3 separate regions of the Mus musculus genome follow, and regions 1 and 3 are each linked to region 2. A link is a loop called in an ENCODE intact Hi-C map of the cell type or tissue named here. Cell type or tissue: left cerebral cortex. All regions are shown on one strand.

The links. Peaks named below come from ENCODE experiments on the same cell type or tissue, not always from the same donor. Only the 100,000 strongest peaks of a DNase experiment are listed, where the experiment ranks them.
Region 1: a loop joins it to region 2, with 8 times the contacts of the local background. A loop is called at or near these places in 6 of 42 quality-filtered maps.
Region 3: a loop joins it to region 2, with 2.5 times the contacts of the local background. A loop is called at or near these places in 2 of 42 quality-filtered maps.

The regions. Positions count from the first base shown.
Region 1 is chr2:3,811,369-3,819,368 of GRCm38, reverse strand. Gm36031 (a long non-coding RNA gene) reads right to left here. Exons shown (of 5, transcript XR_373951.3): 2 at 7,538-7,667; 3 at 5,370-5,484; 4 at 3,741-3,935. Among named protein-coding and RNA genes, the nearest start is that of Gm36031, 7.5 kb to the right of the region's middle. In left cerebral cortex, a CTCF peak has its summit at 3,168; DNase peaks (open chromatin) are centred at 1,519, 3,030 and 3,518; H3K27ac peaks cover 1,117 bases.
Region 2 is chr2:4,015,456-4,023,455 of GRCm38, reverse strand. Gm52545 (a long non-coding RNA gene) reads left to right here. Exons shown (of 3, transcript XR_003953991.1): 3 at 1-131. It also overlaps a transcript of Frmd4a not described here. Among named protein-coding and RNA genes, the nearest start is that of Gm52545, 12 kb to the left of the region's middle. In left cerebral cortex, a CTCF peak has its summit at 4,802; DNase peaks (open chromatin) are centred at 4,866, 5,209, 5,431, 5,671 and 1 more place; H3K4me3 peaks cover 3,028 bases; H3K27ac peaks cover 2,556 bases.
Region 3 is chr2:4,094,740-4,102,739 of GRCm38, reverse strand. It overlaps a transcript of Frmd4a not described here. Among named protein-coding and RNA genes, the nearest start is that of 1700080N15Rik, 42 kb to the left of the region's middle. In left cerebral cortex, no CTCF peak of the experiment used is centred here; DNase peaks (open chromatin) are centred at 1,215, 2,059, 2,839 and 3,064; H3K27ac peaks cover 1,766 bases.

The sequences.
Region 1 (8,000 bases), 200 kb after region 2:
TGATCACAAAGAAACTTGATCTGTGATGCTTAGGCTACTAAAAGCTGGAAGTAATTTGGTACATAACGGTTTGTAAACAGAGTCCTATCGTCTCCCAAAAATGAAGAAGTAGCAGTAATGTAAAGCCCCCATTCTTCCTGGGCTGCTGGTATTTCATCAGAATCCCATAGAAGGGAGACTGTGGGGGGTGTTGTGACTACCTGCATAAACTCAGAAGCGAGGGAAGCCATGATGAACACCCATTACCTTCAACACCCCGGCCTTCCAGGCTGCTATAAAAATGAAGAAGTTAATTGCCAAGCTATAAAAACGCAATGACTATTAGGTCCCCCCATGTACTATCATCTCTTGGTGTCATGACAACTGAAGAATTGGGAAAAAAACGAATGTGCTTCGCCAGTGCCCAGCTTGCTCACTGCTAAAGGTTAATTGGATTTCATTTTAGAGTCTGTTCATCTCATAGGAGAGTGAATGTGTTCAAGACAAAACAAGGTGTGAGACCACCAGAAAATCCCATTTCCCCTGGGGCCTGAGGCTGCACCCTGCCAGTCCCTGAATTAACAAGAATACTGCTGTCAGGTCATGAATCCTGTCTCCCAAAGCTTCAAGCCATCAGCAATGAGCAGGTGTCCCTGCTCAATCATTTGAAACTGAGATGTGTTTCCTTATAGAGAAAGTTAAGGAAGCATAGAATCAAAGGTGTTTCCTGGGACATCTCACTACTGTGGGTGAGCCCAGAGATGCCAAACCACATGGGAAACCTATTGTGGCTCTGCCACAGACAGCTGTTTTGTTTTTGTTTTGTTTTGTTTTGTTTGTTTGTTTGTTTGTTTTTGTTTTTGTTTTTGTTTTTGTTTTTGTTTTACTAAACCTGGAATGGAGTTCTGGGGTAACAATGTATCCCCATCTGTAAACTATTCCACAACTGCTAGCACTCAGGTGACAAGAAACTTAAGTAGAGCTTTCCCAACATGAGGACCAGTGTTCTCCAACTTCTCTGTACTCTCCCGGCAAAAGGAAGGTAGCTATGACCACCGTTAGTCATGTAGATGGAAAACCCATTTAAGGGCTGTCGAGACAGCTCAGTCAGTAGAGGGCTTGGCACACAAGTACAAGAGCCAAGAGCCTAAGTTGGATTCAAGAGCAGATGTTTAACAAACAAACAAACAAGCAAACAAAAAGCTGTAGTAGCACGTTTAATTATAAACAGTTGAAAAAAGGAGACAGGAGGATACCTGGGGTTCACTGGGTAACCAAGTCTAGCCTACTTGGTGAGCTCCAAGCCTGAGAGCCTAATGCATAAAACAAGATGGATATCCAAGGTTGTTCTCTGCCCACCTCATATAACAAGTACCTGAACACAGTACACAAAGATTTCCAGCCCAGGCATCCAGCTACATGTAGCCTTCCTTCTTTATACAATCAACTCTGGACTGAGTCAGTTAAATGGTGAATGTCAGATTGCACTGATAATTTGCATAATTTTCTGCCTCTCCTAAACTGGGTCCAGCCTCTCCACAGGCAGATGGCTCTCACTGCCAAAGCGTTTTTCGGGCTCAGATTGCCTTTGCAGAATGCAATGGATGCCAAATTCAAAGCCACTGGATTTGGTAGAAATCATTAAGGACGTATCTGGCTGTGTGTGAGAACAGCCATTTTAGTCAGGAGATTCTCAGGAAATTCCTAGGTTTGGAAACACTAGAACCCAAGGAACACTAGACATGGTAACAGACAACAAAGGGACTGGGGACTGAGACCTAAGAAACACTAGGCATAGCTCTTGCACATAGGCCATGAGCCCTGAACTGGTTTTTCTCAGGCTGAACTTAGCACAATGGAGAAAGGAGCTTCCAAGGCCAAGGACTTATCCTCTAGTCCCCAGAGTTTATGATCCCATTTCTAGACTGTAACGTTGTTTTGACTAAATTTTCTGGACCTCCTTCCAGAGTCACCATGAGCCTTGCACAAGTGCTTGCATGCACAGACACACCACACACACACACACACACACACACACACACACACACCACATAAAGCACACATACACACACATGTACCACACACAAGCAGACACACACCACACACACACATACCACACAAGCACACACACACACCACACACACATACACACACCACACACACATACACACACCACACAAGCATACACACCACACCCCCACACACACACACACCACACAAACACATACCACACACACCACACAAATACCACACACACACACACTACTTCTGGTCACTACAGAGTGTCCAATGCTGCTTCCAGCTCCACCACCAGGCCACAAAGGATGCTGAGGTATGTGTGTCTGTAGAAGAAAACAGAAGCCTCTGGGAGACAGACACAGAGAAAGGACCAGGCTCTGTCTAGACTTCACAATGAAGCTAAAATTTCACACAACATTAAAAAGAAAAACATGAGCATCATGGAGACCTCCAAAGAGACTGTCACCCTCGGTGTCCCCTTCTTCACCGGAGGTGACACTACTAAGACGAAGAAGAGAGCTTTCCTTTCCTATGTGATCTTTCCATTTCCTTCCCAGTATTGGTCGCCATTGTCTTCCCGGTTTTAAAAGCAAGCTCTGGCCTTCTCACGAGACTGTCTCCTTAGTTCTTTGCCTGCCAGACACTGGCCCTTGCTGGAAAACAACAGCCCTCATCTAAGCCCTCATTTCTCTGACTTGCTAGCTGCGTGTGAATAATGTCAGCTTCTTCCTGTCTGCCATGAGCCCTTGCCACCTGATCTGTGAAATCCCTCAGTTCACCTCGGCATCGCAGTGACCCTCGGAGGAGCAGTGGGGACTCTGTCACTCTCTTCTATTCCACAGGAATAAAAATTCAGGACCAACCCAGATTGCCTTCCAGATGGGGACGAGATAAAAGGGTTTGAATGCAGTCACATGGCTAAATTAAGAAGCAGATAGAAATAGAACAAAATGAAGCTGGGGCTGAGAGTTGGGGAGCAAATACTTTGTGGGCGAGCCAGAACTCAGTGATGCAGGCCTCTGCTGCCTGAGATCTAATTTGCAATGCCACAAAGAATTCTCTGGTTCAGATTTCCTTTGCTCCTCACTTTCTGTTCCCAGTCAGAAGCCACTGAAGCTGGCTAAGATCCCAGACAGGGCAGGCCTTTAGATCTTAAGAAGAGAGGGACCTCTAGTGTTGAGTTACTTGTCTACTGCTCGCTGTTGCTGTTCACCCCCATATTTACCTCTTACCTTGTGATTATTAGAGTTTCTTTGAAGGCTAGTATTCATTTAAATGTTAAAATTTAAATTTAAATTTAAATTTAAAATGTTAAAAGTGGGTTTTTCTCCCTTCCTGGAAAACTAAGAAAATTGAGAATGGGTAAATATAAGCCAACATACTAGTTTAAAGAAGACTTGAGCAAAATGTCACGTGATTAAAAAGTATTATTAGACACCTATAAGGTGCTCAGTAGTTAAGAGCACTTGCTGCTCTTCCAGAGGACCTGGGTTCAGTTCTCAGCACTCACATCAGGAGGCTCACAACCATCTGTGACTCCAGCTGCAGGGGATCCAACACCCTCTTCTGGACTCTGCCATCATCAGCGATACACGTGGTACACATACACATGTGCAGGCAAATACTCAAATGTAGGAAATAAAAATAATAGATTTTTTAAGCATCCATTAAACCTTTGACCTTAGCATAGGGACTAAAAGCCATTTCAATAAGTCTGGAACATGAAAATATAATCATAATACCAGTTTTTCAGTAGGTTCCGGAAAGCACCGATCCCGCTCTCTGTCAGGCTGAATGTGGGTTTGTGTAGGCCACAGCTAGGAAACATAAACAAAGGAAGGTGTGGCAGTTCCTCCTTCCTGGCGGTGATTCTCGGTTGTTGATTCATCCGAATACTTCGCAAAGTATCTTCTGTGACCAGATCCAATCAGATGCACCTGGTCCAAGGATTCACAGAAGGGGATGGTATCATTGTGGCTCAGAGGTCACTGTTAGCTTTCTGCCACTAGCATAAATATCTGAGATGATCTACTTACAAAGAGGAAAGAAAAGCTCCATTTACAAAGATATATTTAGGTTTGGGGGTCTGCATTGGTTACTATTGCTCTAGGGTCTGTTGCATCTAGTCCTCTCATGGCGGGGAGCGTGTGGTAGGGCAGAGCTATCCACTTATGGTGCAAAGGCAGAAGAAAGGGGAAGGGGCTGAGGTGCCATCTACTGTCCTCTTTGAAGAGGCCTGAGCACCGCCACTGGAGGCAGCTTCTGGTGCACACCTGCAGTCCCAGCACTCAAAGAGAACAGAGACCTGCTGTGTGTTCAAGACCAGCCTGGGCTACCTAGCAAGTATTAAGTGGCTTGAGCTGCACACCAAGACCTCGCCTTAAAAACAGCAAAATCGCTTCCATTAGGCCCTTCCCCCACCCCTAAAAGGTTCTACTTCCACCCCATAGTGCCACACAGGGAGCAACGCCTTCATCATATGGACCCATTATATTCCAGTATAACTGTAAATTATACTAGCTACCAAGAGTAGCAAGAGATAGTTCAAATCCATGAGACCGCCTATGTTTGGAAAATGAAATAATTAATATTCATTGTCAATTAGATCAAATTTAGAATCACCCAGGAGATACACCTCTAGGTATGACTGTGAAGGTTTCCAGAGAGATTCAACTGGTAAACAAGACTTGGGTTGAATATGGGCATCATTATCAAATGGGTATGCATCCTAGATTGTATAAAAAGGAAGAACAGAAGAAAAAAACTAGTAAACAGACCAACAGATTCATCTCCTCTGCTTCCTGGCCATGGGCACAATATAACCACCTGCCTGAAGCCCTTGCCACTACAGCTAAAGTCATTGTCACCTTCGTGCCACCTCACCACGAAGGACTATATCCTTTGTCACACCCTTCCTTAAGTTGCTTTCATCAGATATTTTATCAGAGTAACACAAAATAACTGATGCATGGAAGTAAACCAGCAACACCCATCATGCCTTAAGATGGGGGCAGCCAGAGGACTAGGCTCAGGTTTTAACCACAATGGCCGATCAGATGCATCCGGTTCAAGGATTCACAGAGAGGGGTGTTCTTGGGTTTAATCTTCAGAGGTGAATACTAGTTCTTGGGCTTGAGGGGAAGGGGGGAGAGGAAGATAAAGACTCAGGGCTCAGTGGGAGAGGGAATCCTCTGTTTGCCTCCAACCAGACTCCAGCCTAGTGTTTACCCTGACGAGACCCTGATGAGAACGGGGGGGGGGGGGGGAGCTGAAAACACTGTCCTTGGAAAATGCATGGGGAGATCTGAAGGCCTCTTGTCAGGACCCTAGGGACGGGATCCGAAAGAACCATAGCAAATGCAGTCCTTTACCTACTGATAGTTGGCCATCAGATGTTCTGCTGATGCACGCTGGTCTCATTCACAATGATTTGAAGTCACAATTTGTGGAGGAGTTCTTGTCTTGGATTTTGGAGAATTCCCTCAACTGGAAAAAGATCCGGTATGAATTTTGTTGGTATTACAAACTCTCCTCATTATCACTAGAACCAATGATAATAGTAACACCCAGGAAATTGTAGCTAGCTACTGTTCACTGGGCATTTAGACATTTCATGAGCACATCTATGAGACAGGCTTCTGGGCTTTTATTCTTATTTCTTTCTAATTTTTTAAATCTTTTGACTATATATATATGCACATATATACATATATAATAAAAATATAATGAACTATATTAGCATATATAAAATATACTATATAGTATGCTATTAATATATGTATAATATATAGTATTAGTAGTTTCACACCTCCCATTCCTCCCTCCCTCCCTCCCCCCCTCTCTCTCTCTCTTCATATATATATATATATATATATATATATATATATATATATATATATATATATATAATCAGATGGCATTCATTTCCTCCTACAGAACAGACCTCAAATCCCATCAGGAAACAACTGGCTACTCCCATAACATTTATGCTCCTTTTGCACCAAAGACCACATTTTGCCTGACAGGTTTTATTGTAGTTTCCAGAATTCACTTGAAGCAGTTGTTAGTGACTTTTCTCTCCCTGCACACACAGCACCTTCTGGCTCCCTGAAAGCTAGGCATTAGGAGAAAACTTCCAATCCCAGCTTGATTTTGATCTCCTGTGACCCAAGTAATGTGATGTCTTCACCAATATGGGCTTCCTTTCAAGTTCTGGTGAGCAGTGTCAATAGCCTGGATTTATTTTGGCTTCTCGAGACTTTTTGACTAATAATTCATAGGGCATATTCCACACTTAGCACTGGCACTGAGATTTTTATTTAATAGCTCATGGCTTCTGGGAGCAGCATCCTCCTGCTATGGAGAGTACCTCTATTCAACCTATTTCTTTTAGTTTTTTTATTTTTTACAAGCTTATAAAATAATAGGTTTCTATGGCTTTTACATATACCCTCAGTTACCATTTCTGTCCTTGCTCCTCATCTTCCATACCCTCCCTCTGCTCCCTGCTTAGCTTTATTTACCCCAGAAGCCCTCCACCTTCATGTCTAATGAGTTCTGTAATCCTACTTCCCTCAGAACAATTATTCCCCAATGGTCCCTTTCTGTCTTTACTTGTACTCAAAGTTAAACATACTGCTCTAAAATTTCAAAGCTAGGATTCCCACAAGAGGGAGAACATGTATAATTGTGTTTCTGGGCCTGGTTATCTCACTTGCTGAGTAAAATTCTATTCTCTCTCTCTCTCTCTCTCTCTCTCTCTCTCTGCTTGTGTATGGGGGGGCAGGGGAGTCATTATCCACTAATGGACCTCTAGACCATTTCCGAACTATTGTAAATTGATAGACTACTATGAACCCAGTTCTAGGGAATGAGCTAAAGTTCATGTAGGAGAGCAGCTTGGCTTTTTCCAGAAATGTAAGCCATATTTTTCAGCCTATGCAATCTCCTGTTCCTCTAACCCAAGACTTTTGCTAAAATGATGCCAGTATTAGATACGCAGCCAGAGAAAGATCCGCTGTGTTGACAATACAGTAAATGAAACTTGGAAAGCATCAGTACTAACAGGACGACTCGGTCTGCCTAGAACATCAGGCACAAACCAGAGGATAACAAGAAGGCTGGGCTGAAAATAAAACCGAAGTGTAAAATTCCTGCCATCTTCTTTCATATGGATCACCAGTTATCAACACGTGGGGTTCTGGAGCCAGTGAGATATACTAAAGCTAGGGGAATGTAGACTGCTCCCACAAGAGAAGGGAGTATCGCTTTATATCATTCCCATCATTCCCCTTTGAGCAAACCTTAATCTATACCCATGTTCTACTCCAGCATGGCAGCTGGCATTAGGAAAACCTTAAAATATTCTAACAGGCATTCTGGAATCCAGGACAGACCATGGATCCTTGTCAGTGATAAGGTTCTATATTCTCATGGAAAAAGAAACATGGCAGACGCAAGCAAGATATTTGCTAATCTTCGTCTTGCAAACACCTTCTTTTCATAGCTGGGAGGTCTGCAGAAGGCCATATCTACTCACCTGGTTGCTACTCCTCAGAACAATTTCAGCAGCATTACCAGACATTGCAGCTGGTCTCTACTGGCCCCCGATCAATGGGCTCCCAAAGTCAATGAGAAATGTGATCAGACCCTTGCTCTGCTTCCATATCCTGTTGCAGAAAGAAAACTGGGGCTGAGGTCAGGAAACTGGGTTATTTGATACAGTCCCAAAAAAAAAAAAAAAAAAAAAAAACAACTTCCTTTTCCTTCTTCTATCCCAGTTCTGTGCCCTTCCTTCCTGGCTTTGCGCTTCTGTAGCTAACTCACATCTCCCAGAAGACTTTCTGGACACCTGACACTGGACACCCAAAGGCTAATGCAATAACTCATCCTTGCAGTCACCCAAACTCTGCTTCAGAAAGGTCAGCCTTCAGCACTCAGGTCCTCCTCAATGCCTTCTTTTAAATATTAAACTCTAATATTTATTGGTGGCTAAATTCTAT
Region 2 (8,000 bases):
GCAGTTTGGAAACATCAAAATTAGTAATAGTAGCACAGAAGCAAGATTTCTTGGGAAAGAACTTGAATTCTATTTACTTTTGGTCATTTGGGATGTGAGGAAAGTTCATTATAAACCCTGAATAAGTCTGTCACAGTCAGAGAGAGGGAGGAGCTAATACCATGGTGATGGAACTAAGACTTTAACTCTTCCAAGAACACCTCCACCTGCCCTCCTGACCTTTTAGCCATTTGTGCCCCCAAAGAAATCCATCCGTAGCTGTCAGATCTTCATGTGCCAAACACATCCAGACTCCATTAAAATTCACTCACTCTCTTGACTTTAAATTCCCCCTCTTGGCCCCCTATTTGTAACATTTTTTACCTAAGCTTCAGTAAGCCCCACTCTAGTTGTGCCTCAGAGCCTTTGAATCCAGGCCTTCTGTCCTGGGCTCATTTGGTGATGTGCTCTGTTAAGCCTCATTTATTTATGTGATTCTATCAAGTCGTCTTACATACACGTCTCATTTAGAGAGGCTGTCTTCTCATTTCCAGGAAGCTACCCTGTCTGTTCAACTCAGTTGTAAGTTTGTTAAAGCCAGTGATCAGCCTCCATATTCCTTATAGTCAGCAAATAATAGTTAAGAGGAAGATGTCTAAATGAGAAAAAATGGCTTAGGGAAAAAGAATTTGAGGAAGCTTGTGCATTCCAAAAAAAGGTCAGACATCTGAAAGTAACTCATTTCATTCAATTATTACCTTCATTACAAAGATTCGCTTATAAATTTCTCTTACCTATGAATTTGAGTTTTTACCCATTAAATCTCTCCACTGTTAAACATGACCTTGGCAAATTCTTTCTTAACACAATCAAACAAACAAAAAACCAAACAACAACAACAACAGTTCAAGGACTAGAACATTGACCACATGAGGAGTCTCTTGTAGATAAAATATTGTCCTTCCTGTTAGTGTTAACCCAAGTATCTTTCATCAGCAACTTGTACCTTCTTTTCAACCTTGCATATTAATGCAGAAAAATAATAAATATTAAATAAGAGGATAAGACTTTCTGACTGGAAACACTGGACGAAAAGAATGTTTGAATCTAGGCCAAATATATACTCATCTAATGTGTTAGAAGATCCTGTGTGTCAAATTCTTTGATTTAATACTGTAGCAGTAAGCCTTGGTTTTGGGACTCTGGACCATCAATTTCAGGTGTGTGTTCATTGACAGGTCCTCGATGTTTGATTACCAGGTGTTTTTGTCTCAAAAAAAAGTCTTGGAAGAGATTGGATAACATATGGAAAGACATTCTGTTTATAGAAAAGCACAGTTCCCATTATTTATTGCTTCACAGCTTAACTTAGTCTAAAAACTAGTGTAGGACTGTCACTATGGTGCACAGTATAAATGAACTTGCCACCAAGGCTCAGGAACCTGAGTTGGTTCCCCAGGGCCCATGTGGTAGAAAGACAGAACTGACTCTTAAAATCTGTCCTCAGATTTCCCCATGCATATTGATAGACAGACAGACACACATGTGTAAATGTAACAAAAACAGTTTTTTAAAAATGCTTTAATCTTCCAATCTCAAAGGCATGAGCCTTTGTCATCTAAAGCACAAAATGGCATATGACAACCTTGGCAGCCTCTTAGTCATATATGTATATTCTGGATGCACAAAATGAGTGATCACCAAGGCAGGGATGGTGTCACATGCTTATAAGCCTGACACTCAGGAAGTAGAAAGAGGCAAGAGGATCAAGTGTTTCAAGAAAGACTGGGTTACATAGAAATACCTTATACCAATATATATATTAATCAATCAAGCAATCAATAACAAACCTCTGGATGGCAGCATGCTTCAGTCATTTCAGTTTTTCTGAACTCACATGGTCTCAACAAATAACCTGTTCTACAGTTAGCTGTATGGAGTAGCATCGGGAACAAGGCAGTGTCTTCTTTGGATTCCTAGAATCTCTACATCGATGGGTAGGTGAGTCTCTGATGCGTGTGAGGCTGTCTTCTCACCAGGGATAATCTGCTCTTCCACTCACCCTTCATCGATTCTTTGAGTTGCTCCAACTTTCACAAGCATCTGACCCTTCCTACCCTCTATGGAAAGAATCAGTGTAGTTCTCCCATAGGGCTAGTACACAATGCTGGACTCCTCCTGAAAGACCCACATCTAACTGGCAAAGGTATGTTAGGTACTGTCCTGGGGTCAGTGGGTTTTGTTCAGGGGAACAAAGCAGGCTTCTTTGGGGTTGACAGGAGAGTGTAAACAACCAGCTAATGATCGGAAACATACTTTCTCTGGCAGAAAAGCCACCTGGGTGAAACCAAATGCCACCTTTTAAAAAAGCAATGCTGTTCCCGTGCTGGGTTTCAGGGGGTGGCGGGGGGGAGGGGGGAGGTGACAACATTGAATAAAGTACTCAAGCTGGCTATTCAGGAACTTTATCCTAGATAGCATATTTACAGAGCTTAATTTTTGCCCAACAGAAAGAAAGGTGCATTAGACCCTCCCCGTCAGCAGACTACATAACCAGGAGAGGAGAAGCGACATGCTCAATATTACCAGTAAGTGGCGAAGCTGGAGACAGAATGCAGAGATCTTTAGCTTTCCAGAACCAAACAAAGATTCCAGCTGATTGTACTCCTGCAGCCCAAGGACTGCACACAGCAAACCACAGCTACACTCAGGCCACAGGGTATTGACCGTCCCTGAAACCATGCTGTCATGAGCTATGGCTTTTGCTATTATACCATGCTACTCTCTCCAGCGAGCAAGTGCTTGATAAATACTAAGAGCTTATTGGCTAATTAATGAGAGGATACATAATAATTCATATAGTTTCTTTCCTGAACTCACAGCTAAGTCAGTTCCACTGAATGGCTTCTTCTTCCCATTTCTTTTCTCTCACACTTGTTTATAAATTATTGAAAAACATGTCTAGGAAGCAATTACTTTGGAATTTACCCTTTAAAAAGCAGAACATAGCAAAGTTCTTAGGAGAACTCTTCCTTGAACCAAATGTGAACTAGAAGTGACTCTGGTTATGTGCAGTGCTCCTGGGAGGCTCTAACCTACTGGTCCACAGCTGTGTCAAGGGCTATTTTCCTGGCTTCCCAGAGAGAAAAGATCACAATCTTTTCATCCAGGCAGGAAGCGAGTGCTAGGCAAAGTAGAGGATAAACTCCAAACTGAAATGATAGCCAAAACGATGTTAATATTAATATTATTAGGAGTCCACACGGTGGCACATGGCATTGATAGCCCAATGAGTTAGGATGCAAAGCTTTGTTTTGCTTGAATACCAAGTGTTCATCCTCAGGGTCATGTAGTAAAAACAGACATACATTTAAGCATCAGTACAGAGGCAGAGAGGCAGGCCTAACAAACTTTTTACTCTCTATGAACATACTGCAGAATTTATATTTACCTAGCAATATTAGACAACATGTATGTATATTCACACATAGAAGGATATGTGATTATATTTTTTGCATATGTTCATGATTCCAGCATTCTTCGAAGTATCTCCTCACAGACATTGGCGTACAGTGTTAGCAACCATAACAGATACTCAGAAATTTGACCACGGACTCGTTTGACCCACAGTAGACAATGAAATATGTAGCAATATCGCACAGTGGCCTTAGTAATCAGGGAATCCATTTAAAGAGTAATGGCTATAGCAATGACTTTCACTCCTAATTCCTCCTTCTGGTAGACCAGAAGTCCGAGAGGCCCAAGCAATTTCTAGCAATTCAAGTGACTCCATGGACCAAATGCATGTGTGTGTGTGTGTACACACACACACATACATATATACATATGCTAACGGAGCACAAGGAGGAAGTCCCTCTTAATTTGATGAGGCTCGCCACTTAGGAGGCAAGCACTCTAGCCACTCCTCCCAGTCGCCTTAATAAACTCATCAACCCTCACCAAGCTGCACTTTCCCATCTCCATCAGAAAACACAGATCAATACACCATACAGGAGCACTTAGACTCTGCTCGTAAACTCTCCGGAGTAAACGTTAGGTACATTCCCACGCCAAGCTGACGCAGCCTTCTTCCAGAGGCAGCATTGCCAGGGCCTGTGAACTACTGGGCAGCAGAGGAGGAGGGAGGGGAGCCAAGGCAGCAAAGCAAACTGAACCCAGGGTCAAGTCAAAAGCCAGTTGGGTTGCAAGGGGCTTGGCGCTGTCCTTGCCTGCTTCAAAGCACTAAGAGCAACAGCTTTCTTAACATTGTAAAAACCGTAGGGATCTAAAGTAGGTCAGCAGTTCACACACATATAAATGTCAGTTCTCCCTGCCATCTGGAGATGGGAGAGGAGACTCCACTAATCTGACAGCCGAAGGGCCACCCTGAACCACCCTGGGTTCTCTAGGGGAACCTGAGAAGGTTGCCTTATTCATTCAGTCTGGAGCACCCCCCCCCCAAAAAAAATTAAAATAATCTTTTTATAAACCCCACAGCTGGCATGGAAAGAAATCAAACAAACAAGCACGACTCTCAGAATTTAGACTGAAAGACCCCAGAGCAAAGGATGCTGAGCGAACAGGAGGCGTCTTGAGATCCATTCGGAGACACCCTTAGCACCTGTTTGTAAGCACGTCTCTCAAAATAGCACGCAGCAGCAACAAGTTTCTAAAATGGCAAATCTACTGCTTCTTTTCCCTGAGAGTGCTTAGTCACGCTAATTCTCTGACCCAAGAAATCCTTTCACAGGAGCCTGCTGGATGAAGCAGAGCCGTGCTTTCCGTGTCTGCAGCCATGACAGCAGCCACAGCAGTTAGCAGCAGTCCCTGAGGCCAGCAGGGGAAGGCTGGAGTGGGGGCCTCCTGGGCCCCACCTCCTCCCCAGCACACTCACCATCAGCAGGCTGAGAGCGGAGTCCGGCACCAGCTGCACTGCCATGGTCCCTGATTGCAACTCCCATGCACAGACGTTTCTGCTGAATCAGTCTGCCTGGGCCCAGGGCAGCAGCACAGCATCTACCGGCACCTAGGGCAAAGCAGCCGGACAGACAGACTTAGGGAGCCAAGGGCTCAAGGTGAAGCTAGGCCACATTTCCCACAGGGTGGGGAGAGGGGCAGGGGATGTTGAGAAGATAGGGTGGGAACTGTGCTTAGGAAGAGCAAAAATTACATATGGAGTAGAAGAAGCGTAGCAAGCTGCAGGTTATTTAAAGGTGAGCTCTCCCCAGCTTCTCCAAGCTGCATGCAGAAACCACATGGAACACAAACGCAGCCCAGGAGCCTGAAATGCAGCAATTCTAGCTGCCACCTTAGCCTAGGCAACAATTCTGCTTTGAACTGACAATTAAAATAAAACATTCCCCACTGCAGATAAATCAGCCAGCCCGACCAACACCCCGCCCCCCTGCATCTCTCAGCAAATTCTGCTGCATAAACATGCTGAATGTCACAACCTACCGGCTTGCAATCTGGTCAGTTGCTTTTCCCTGCTGCAGAAAGGTGTGTCTCTTCTGCTAAAGCAAGTATCTGGGAGGGAGAGGGCCGAGTCTGAGCAGTCACTGGAGATCAGGAGATGCCCTCAAGGATGAGTGAGGACCAACTCACTTAGGAATTGACTCCTTCCATCTTCCCCCAAATCTACTTTTCCTCTCCAAGTAGACTGCCGGCAGAGCTCCCCGCAGGGCTGATACTTAGGAAGAACATGGAATTACACTGCCTGTTCTGTGAGCGTTCTGATCCCTCTGCCTGTACCACATGTACACTGCCAGACACCCTCTACCTCTCTCTCTCTCCCTTCCTCCCTCCCTCCCTTCCTCCCTCCCTTCCCTTCCCTCCCATCTCTCCACAGGGCTGCCTGTTAGGAATTTTGAAGGATCCTCCCTAGTGCAGAAGAGGGAGGGCAGAGGAGCAAATTTGAAAGAAAGGACATTGCTTAAGACAAAAAGGCAAATTGAAAATCCTATCGCTGGGATACTTTCCCTTGAAGATGTCAATGGAAAACAAAAAGCAGGAGGCTGCCCACCGGTTTTGTTTTATACCATATATACTATATATTCAGTGTCGCTTAAGTCTTTCTCCAAATTAGACAAATCAAGGCATCTTTATGGGAGCACAGCGATATTCATAGACTCTTATAGACTCTCATTCAATTACAAGTGTCCATTGCTGGCACTTCTTGCAGTGGTGTTTAATGTCTTTTTCTGATCTCTGCTTTCACTCACCTACTGTAAAGACCCCCAAATGCCTGGAAATTAACTGGGTGGTGTGAAATGCAGAGACAAGGGACTGATATTGTACATGAGGAACCTGGAAAAGGAAGAAATAGATAGTTTTTACATGTTCCTATGAATAAGTGTTGTTGTTGTCCCTATATATTTTATGTGTGGGTGTGTGCATAAACTCGCATGCACTTGTGTGTGCATGTGTATTCACAAATCTATGTGCAGATGTATGCATATGCATGTGGAGGCCAGCGGGTAACCTCACATATCATTGCTTAGGCTCTGTCAACCTTTATTTTGTTTCACAGACCTGTTTTTTGTTTTTTGTTTTTGTTTTTCTAACTAAGCTAGACTAGATACTATCTAGGGAGCCCCAATTCCTGGCTAGCCGCATCTCACCAACATGGAAGTCATAAGTGTGTGCCACCTTGCCCAGACTTGCATCTGCAGGATATGGGATCCAATTCAGGTCCTCACAAGTGCAAGACAAGTATTGTAGTGATGGTCATCTTCCAGCTGAATGTACTCTCTAAGGCAGTGGTTCTCGACCCGGGGGTTGGGACCCCCATGGGGTAGCATATCAGATGTTTACATTATGATTCTTAACAGCAACAAAGTTACAGTTATGAGGTAGCATTGAAAAGTATTTTATGGTTGAGGGTCACCACAATATGAGGAACTGCATTAAAAGGTCACAGCATTAAGAAGGTTGAGAACCACTGCTCTAAGGTGTTTATATGTCCACCATAGAACTAAGCACAGAATAATCACTACACCATTCTCATGAATGGATGAAAGAAAGAGAGAGGGAGAGAGAGAGAGAGACAGAGAGACAGAAAGAAAGAAAGAAAGAAAGAAAGAAAGAAAGAAAGAAAGGGAGAGAGAGAGAGAAAGAAAGAAAGAAAGAAAGAAAGAAAGAAAGAAAGAAAGAAAGAAAGAAAGAAAGAAAAGATGCTCTTCTACTCTTCTAATTTCTCCTGTGGTGCCCTAATTACCTGGAACCTTTATTTCATGTCACTTGATTGGATTCAAATATAATTGACCTCAGGAGTCCCTGAGAGAATCATTTGCTGCCACCAGGAACCTGACGATTCAAAGCCCAGAACTGTGAGGAAATTCTGGACACACTAGAGTGTCAAAATACTTAAAACTTAATATTGGCAATCAAGAAATGATGACATGAGAAACATATCTTGTTAGTGACTTAGGGACCTTCACTCTGGCCCATCCTCACCCATAGTCTTCTGAATGTTCAGCTGATACTTGCACAGTGCCTGCTTTGCCCTTCTGCCTTCAAAGAACTTTCCATTTTGGAGGAGGTGAGATGTACACAGGAACTGTTTACAAATGTAAGCTATGGACAATGCTATCAGGTGCTTAAAAACATAGAGTTAGGTAGCATGGAGACAGGAGAGTCCTTTCTGGTTAGTCTCTGAAATGAGTTCCAAGGAATAACCAGGTATCTTGTAAAATATTGCTGCTCTGCTTAGTTCTATGTGGACCGTGTACTTGTGAAGTGTAAAACACGTTACAGTTGAAGCTACTTCAAGTGGTACATGTGGACAGGGGCTGGGTTTATACTGCAGAAATAGGCAGAGGTAGCTTCGAGTGTGGAGAAATCCAGGTTGAGCAAAAGGATGGAGACTTAAGAGACATTCATCTACCACAGTTGTGGCCCTTGGCACATTTGCCTTTGTTTATGGCTTCCTTTGTGTAGAGATACTTACCGAATATCTGCTGGAAGCCCAGATTCCCTCAACAAATGAAGGAATCCAACCCATCTCTTCTGTGCACCTCACT
Region 3 (8,000 bases), 79 kb before region 2:
TGACGGGAGGTTGGAGGAGGGCAGGAAAGAAGAGAAACCACCACATAGTTACCAGGCTTCACACTGAGACAGGACATGGGGATCGGAATCACTGGGGATCCCTAAGGAACCTTGTAGAATGTGTCTCAAAACTGCCTCTTTTGGAACGGGGAGGTGAGCAGTTTCCTAGTTCCTATTTCACTGGGTCGAAAACTGTTCCGAAAGATCAATTTAGAATTAGTGGGCTGTGAGGAACTTGGAAAACACCCAGGTACTGTTCAGGTGAGTGAGCTCCTGGGCATCCAAGGGACGCTGTCTCACAGTTGCTCCGAAGCTCACTGCAGAGCGAGTGACCTGGGGTAGAACCTGAGTCAGTACAGCAAGTCACAGTTCAGGAATGTGGCATTTGGGCGTCAGAAGTCACATACTAGGTCATGTTTCCTATATTTCTTGCATTGACCCACTTCACCTGGTATCAGTCATATGCTTTGAGCAGTAGCTTTCCTCTTTGTTAAGTACAGAAAGAGAAGAGAAAGAAAAAGACAAGAAAGAAAGAAAGAAAGAAAGAAAGAAAGAAAGAAAGAAAGAAAGGAAGGAAGGAAGGAAGGAAGGAAGAAAGGAAGGAAGAAAGGGAGAAAGGGAGGAAGGAAGAAAGGGAAGAAGAGGGGGAGGAAGAGGAGAAAGAGGAGGAGGAGGGGGAGGAAGAGAAAGGATTCCAGGCTTATGGCCTGTCTGTGCTCTTTGGCTCTTGCCACAACCTAATGGGATAATTCGAGGAACACCCAAGTGGGAGTCAAGTGCTGTTCATTATGTTGACCACTTTATGTCCCTTCTGGGATTCCATAGTTTATTCTGGGTCAGCTGAAACGTTGAGTACTGAGCCTGCTGCTGCTGCTGCTGTTGGCCGAGGTCATCCTCTGACATTCTCTAGTGGCAAAGTAATATAGCCCTGGTTTCTAACTGGCATGTAGTAGCCATTGTGTCCAATTCCATCCACGACATCCCAGTGTCCTGGAAATAGGTCTGCCCTTAATCCCACCTCTGTATACAATGTCCCCCACCTACAATTGGCTAAGCAGCAATGGCTGCTCTCCTGGTCAAGTCCACTCCATTGCTCCCTCTTGGAGTTGTGCCCAAGAACTTTCCCTGCCATTTAACAGTAGCAATGAGATACCAGCTATACCACACCAGCGTCTGCTGCCAGCTCCCTTGTGCCAAACACACTGCAAAGCCCTTTATTCTCTCAGTCAGCTGATTCTCACACTCACTCTGCCAGGGAACTAAAAATAATTATGCCCCACATTTACAGGACAAGCAGAGGCTTTTCTAGATGAAATATCTGTCCTGATGTGGCTCAGCAGTAAGCAGGAGCAACTCCAGGTGAGCTCAGACATGATCCCAGAGTCAGGGACTTACCACTGCGCTGTTCTGACAACTAATTGGATCATCAGTCCTTTTATTTCTTCCTTTGGAAAATAATTTCGTATCTGGCCCCATAATTTCTCTAAAGACCCCTTTACATGGCTGTTTCCTCTCTCCCTTTTGTTTTTATAGGAAGATGCTCTCTTCCCTCCACAAATTGATTTCTATTCTTCCTTCCTTGCAACCTGTAAAAGTATCATCTCTGTGTGATTCTAATATTGAGAATGCAGAATACAGAAGGTGGGTCTGACATTTCACTCCACAGCTACTGGCATTTTAATCACCTGGCACTTTCATACAGAATATCCTAGATATTCTTCCTTCTCGGTTCTTTTGTGGTGATGAGCAGTATCCTTCAAAAGTCAGAAGGTCTCAAACAGAGATGCTGCTTACATTGTGTGACTGCATGGATTAATACACGCATGAACATCTTAATTTGTTCTACTTAAATGTGGCTTTATATAATTGTATTTAAAAAAAACTTTTTGAAGACTGTTCCTTTAGGCCTGGCAAAAAGAGGGTGGTGGAATCAAGGTGGGTTTCAATCCAGCTACAATCTAAATTCTTAAACTGTGGATCTCAGCCTAGCTGCTGAGACTTCATGTTCTGGCCCAGTGTAAGAGAGAGCAAGAGGAAGGGGGTGGGGAGCCAGTGAGCAGGTGCTCTTCTCAAATGGTGGTTTGACTTTTGGAAACACCTGTTTAAGTTCCAATGATGTTCAGCCAATTGGCTTAATGAACAGTGGGGACACTTTGATGAGATGGTACATCTTTTAAAAAGTTAATTGCCCTAAAATCTAGGCGAAGTAGCACACATTAATAACTCCAGTGCTGGGAAAGGAGACAGGGGAGCCCTGGGGCTTGTTGGTCAGCCAAGCCTAGCCTACCAGGTGGGAATCAGGCCAATGAAAGACAATACTTCAAAGAACAAGGTTGTTTTTTAAGGAATGACTCTAGAGGTTGTCCTCTGGCCTACACACACACACACACACACACACACACACACACACACACACACACACACACACACTCATGCATGCCCTGTCATACACATGTAAACTGCCCTCCACATAATCCCATATATACCCCAAACAGTAAACAATCTATAGTGGTACATACCTCAGAAATGGAACTGTACTATGACCTTTAATCTTGATTATATCAGAAGATGGCCTGAAACAGGGCCCTTTTATGTATGCCAGGATGGCTCACAACTCATAGCAATTCTTCTGCCTCAGTCCTCTGAGTGCTGAGATTATGCCACAGGCACCACCACACCTGACTAACTGATATTCCAAACTAGTGTCTATTGGGGGTGAGTGTTGTTTGTGTGTGGAGTGATGTCAGTTGTTGCTGGAGCCTCAGACCCACTGCTGACACAGGAATGACATTTTCATTATTTCTCCCCTGTGCTCCTCCCTTCCCTCCTGGTCTTCCCTGGAAGAGGTGGGCTGGACACATTCTAAATCTAGTACAGGCATACAGCTCTATGTCTACAGTGAGAGTCAGTCAAGAAATCACAGGCAAAGGTATAACAACTATTGAAGATTTCTCAGCCCATGTCCCTCTTCTAGTGTGCATGTGACATTTCTGTCATGTGTGTGTCAGGTCCTTCCCTTAGCAAGACTGCTGAAATATGATGATAAATAGAGCCATGAGCCACAATGTTTCCCGCCCCTCCACATGCAGGCAAAGGTCGCCTAGCAACTGTTGTTATGGGCAACACTAGCATGTTTAGTTTAATTCAATGGCAACAAGACATCTTTGGTCTCCTGTAGAAGGTTCAAGTTTATACCTTAGAGGACAGGAGTCCTTCACAAAGGCATAGAGGTTATAATCTCACTAAGACCTGCTCAAGGTTTAACTGTCACTACTAAATATTGCTTGTTGAATGAGAACGAAAGGCCAGTTCCCAAAACTATTGCGCCTTCTATGCAGGCAGTGGGAAAGGGCTTGTGTCTGATTTTTATTACAAGGTAACAGCTTGGCCTCTTTTCCTTCCCTACTTAATATTCACAACACTGACTTCAAAAATGATTTCCAAACTATGAAGCTTGTTGCAAGAATAAAAAGTCAAGGGGTGGGGGTGGGGGGAGCACGAAAGGAAAAAAAAATCCTTTATTAAGCCCCTGCTGGGATTCTCTCCTCTTTAATGCACTTGAAAAAAAAATCCTGGACCATTTTGCATTGAGATGCAGCAACAGAACTGTGTGGAAAATGCCTATGTTGGTGGATTACACCACCCCCTACTGATTGATCCTCTTAATGGCCCCCCGCATTTTGCAAAGACAGCAGTTGTCTCTGTTCCATGTCTATTAATTCAGCTCCCATGCCTCTTGGTAGCTGTAATGAGAGCGGAGCATCTCCCACCAAAATTCAGTGCTTTCGAGCTACATGGTAACACAGCTCCATAAAATAACCCATATTAAAAATGACCCATAAAACAACATAATAAAGCATCGCAGCTCATGTGACATTTCATTTCACATCCCCATATTTATAAAATAGACACTCGGTCCCCCATTCGCCACAGAAAGGGAACATAGTGAAGGCCAAGCAAAAACCAGCTTTGACCCAAGCTCTTCCTGTGAAAACAAACAAAACAAAACAAAACAAAACAAAACAAAACAAAACAAAACAAAACAAAACAAAACAAAACAAAACAAAGCACAGTAGTAACATGGCTGGAACCTGGCAGTTAGGTCTAAACACTCACTGCCTTAGTTTCTCTGTGTTCTCTAGAAATAGAATTTGGTAAAGGGAAATAGAGTCATATGTAGTTTTGCTGAATGGGGAGAAAAAATTCTAATTCCTTCCCTATGGTAGCAATGGCCGCTTTAGAGTCTGTAGAAAGCCTTGAGACAAATAAAGCTATAACGTACACAGATTTACCTGTGACACAGGTTGTCCTTCCCTAGGGGTGAATGGACTGGGTCTTTGTTCTGTTTTGTTTATGTCCTATTGAAAAACATTGGAATTGTTGGGTGTAAGATCCCCGCTGATGAATCAGACCTCTGCAGCCCCAGGTAGAGTTGAATCTTCTCTTCGTTTTTGTTTTGTTTGTTGGTTTTGTTTTGTTTTTAAGACCTGCAAGCCTGTTAAACTCTAGTGTGAAAAGTCAGATAGTTGACAGGGGGGACAACTGTCTCTCTTTAGAATATCTTCTCTCCTGCCAGCAGTTACAGGACTGTTTGAAGTAGCTCCTAGAATCTTCCTTCTCCTAGAAGTCAACCTCACCCCCCCAGCCCCCCAGCCTCTGACAACCTTAGATCCTGAAAAAGCTAATTATGCAACAATTAGGATTTTTCCCTTGGTATGAGACAGATTTTATCAGAAGTTTCTTTTTAAATCTTGGTATAGAATCAAAGACTTCTAGCCCACACATGGTGGCGCACATCTTAGCCTCAGTTACCTGAGATGATGAGGTGAGAGCTTTACTCCAACCCACTAATTCAAGCCCAGCCTGGACACCACAGGGAGACTCTGCCTTGACCTGCTAGACAAATATACATAGGCTGGAAAGTCACAGAGGCTGGGCTCCTTTCTCACAATCAGTAGCCTGTAAAACCAGGGACTGAAACAGAAGGACTGATTATTGTGCAAAAGAATGTGTTCTGACCTGTATTTCTGGCCCCAGATAGAGACAGAACATTGTGACTAGCCCAAAAGATCATAAGATTACCATCTAGCCAGAGGCTTTCTGGGAGAGAATAAAAACATACCATTACCCCTCTCTCAAGAGTTAATCAAAATGATCATGTCCATCACCTAGACATGAAAACAGTCCTAAGGAATCGGAACTAGGGAGTTTAAGAAATAGTGTAGGAATGGGGGAATGTAACTCAGCAAAGGAGTTATGTGTGGTGGTTTACAGTTATAATCCCAGCTCTGGGACAACAGAGACAGTAGGCAGGACTCACTAGCTTGGCAGCCTAACTTAATCAGTGAGTTCCAGGCCAGTGAGAATCAGTCTCAAAAAACAAGGGGTACAGGCTGGGCGTGGTGGCACACGCCTTTAATTCCAGCACTCGGGAGGCAGAGGCAGGCGGATTTCTGAGTTCGAGGCCAGCCTGGTCTACAAAGTGAGTTCCAGGACAGCCAGGGTTACATAGAGAAACCCTGTCTTGAAAAACAAAACCAAACCAAAACAAAAACCAACCCCCAAACAAAACAAAAACAAACAAACAAACAAACAACAAAATAATGGGTACATATGGAAATACCAAAGGTTTACTTCTGGCCTCAACACATAATTGTACGAATACACACAATACAATGTATTTTAAAACTTAGCTAAAATACAGGTTGAGAAATGAACCCTCTTGACTACTACCCACTCCCCTCCCTTGATAATGTGCTTTATACAAGGTACCTTTGGCTAGCATCCATTCTCATTCCTCAAGAGTTTATGCTCTATAACGGTCTGTGTAGCTATTGTCATTCCTCTCCCTTGATAATGTGCTTACACGATGGTTGGGTTGTCCCTTGTGCACTTGCACCCCCAAAGCATGTACTCTACATAACAGCCTCCCTGGTTACTGTCCACTCTCCTTCCCTGAGAGTGTTCTCTGCACTGGTCCTTTGGTCATTGTCCATTCTCACTCTTGAGAGTGTCCCCACATTACCGTGGGATAAATCCCATGGCTTTGTCTCTGTGTGTCATGTCTGAACTCTCTCAATGGATTCCAAAGAACTAGGGAGCTGATGGAAGGTCAGAATGAGACCCTGGTAGCAAAATAACAACAAAAATGAACAAAACAAAACAACCCCAAATCTTCACTTTTTGGAAATCTGTACATGGTTTGAATACACTGGGAGGTTTAGATTGGTGTCTTCAAAATTGCTAATTGACATTAAGTAATTTTATTAGCCAATACAGAATTCCATAGTGATTGTAATCTCCTTCCACCACTTATGAGAGAGGATTTTAAGTCCCTTAAAAACAAAACAAAAAAGACCTAAATGAGAACTGAATGAGACACTGTTAGAGTAACAATAAAGGTCTATTACTGTAAAACTTTTGCTCAAGAGACTAGAATCTCTGGCAATAGTAGAGGTCTAATATTCCAACTGAGCCAAGTCAATGTCCTAGTCAAGGGACCAACCCTAGGGAGGCAGGCTTGCCTTAAGCTATGCTACAAAGGTAAGTGGAACAATCATTCCATGAACAAGATATTGTACTTTTCCTTCTCAGAACTCCCACCCAGCAGCGCAGTTCCTGTGATGGTGTGAAGGAAAATGACCTCCACAGGCTCAGAGGGAGTCTCACTATCAGGAGGTGTGGCCTTCCTGGAGGAAGTCTGTCACAGGGGTGGTCTTTAAGGATTCAGAAGCTCAAGCCAGGCCCAATATTACTCTCTCTTCCTGCTGCCTGTCAATCCAGAGATCTCTAGGCTCTTTCTCTAGCACCATATCTGCCTGCATGTTGTCATGCTTTCTGCCATGATGATAATGGACTAAAACTTTGAATGTATAAGCCAGCCCCAATTCAATGTTTTCCTTTAAAAGAATTGTTGTGGTTACTGTGTCTCTTCATAGCAATAGAAACCCTAAGAAAAATAGAAGTTTCCATATAAATACCACCTTTGAAAGGTATGATGGTTTAGATGTAAAGTGTCCTGCATGGGCTCACGTGTTTGAACCCATGGCCTCATCTGGTGTTACTGTCCCTGGGGGATTGTGTAAACCTTTGGACATGGAGTTTGAATTGCAGAAGTAGGATGCTAGGACCAATGTTTTAAGGTTATAGGTCAACTGACTTCCCTTCCTACCTAAGCTTTCTGCTTCCTGTTGGGTGTCATAGAACAAGACATTACCATACACTCATATCACAGTTTTCTTAGGGTTTTACTGTTGTGGACAGACACCATGACTAAGGCAACTCTTATAAGGACAACATTTAATTGGGGCTGGCTTACAGGTTCAGAGGTTCAATCCATTATCATCAAGGCAGGAGCATGGCAGCCTCTAGGCAGATGGGGCTGGAAGAGCTGAGAGTTCAACATCTTCATTTGGAGGTAGCTATGAGAACACTGGCTTCCAGAAAGCTAGGACAAGGGTATTGAAGCCCATACCCACAGTGACATACTTGATCCAACAAGGCCATACCTCCTACTAGTGCCACTCCCTGGGCCAAACATATAGAATAGTATCACAATGGTGTTCTAAGCCTGATGCTATGCTTTCCTTAATGGAGTCTAACTCCTGTGACCAAACAAAATACTTCTGCCTTTATGTTGATTCTGTCAGGTATTTGGCAATGACAGGGGGAGTAAGGTAGCAGAAGTTACAGGGATTTGGTAGTGATAGAACATTTCATCCTTAGGGTGCCTTTTGTTTCCCTAAGCATTGATCACATGGGGCTGCCTTGCTTAGAATGGTAAGCACACAGGAAGTAGGTGACCTAGACTGTTGTTATTTGCTCACAAAACATTGAGAACTAAGGATAGTCAGCTTGCATCAGTGGCTATCAAATTAGGCATACTGGATGGTTTTTTGTGTGTTGACACAGCTGAGTCATAAGAGGAAGGAGCCTCTATTGATAACACCTCCATGAAATCTAGCTGTAAGGCATTTTATCAACTACTGACCAATGGGGGA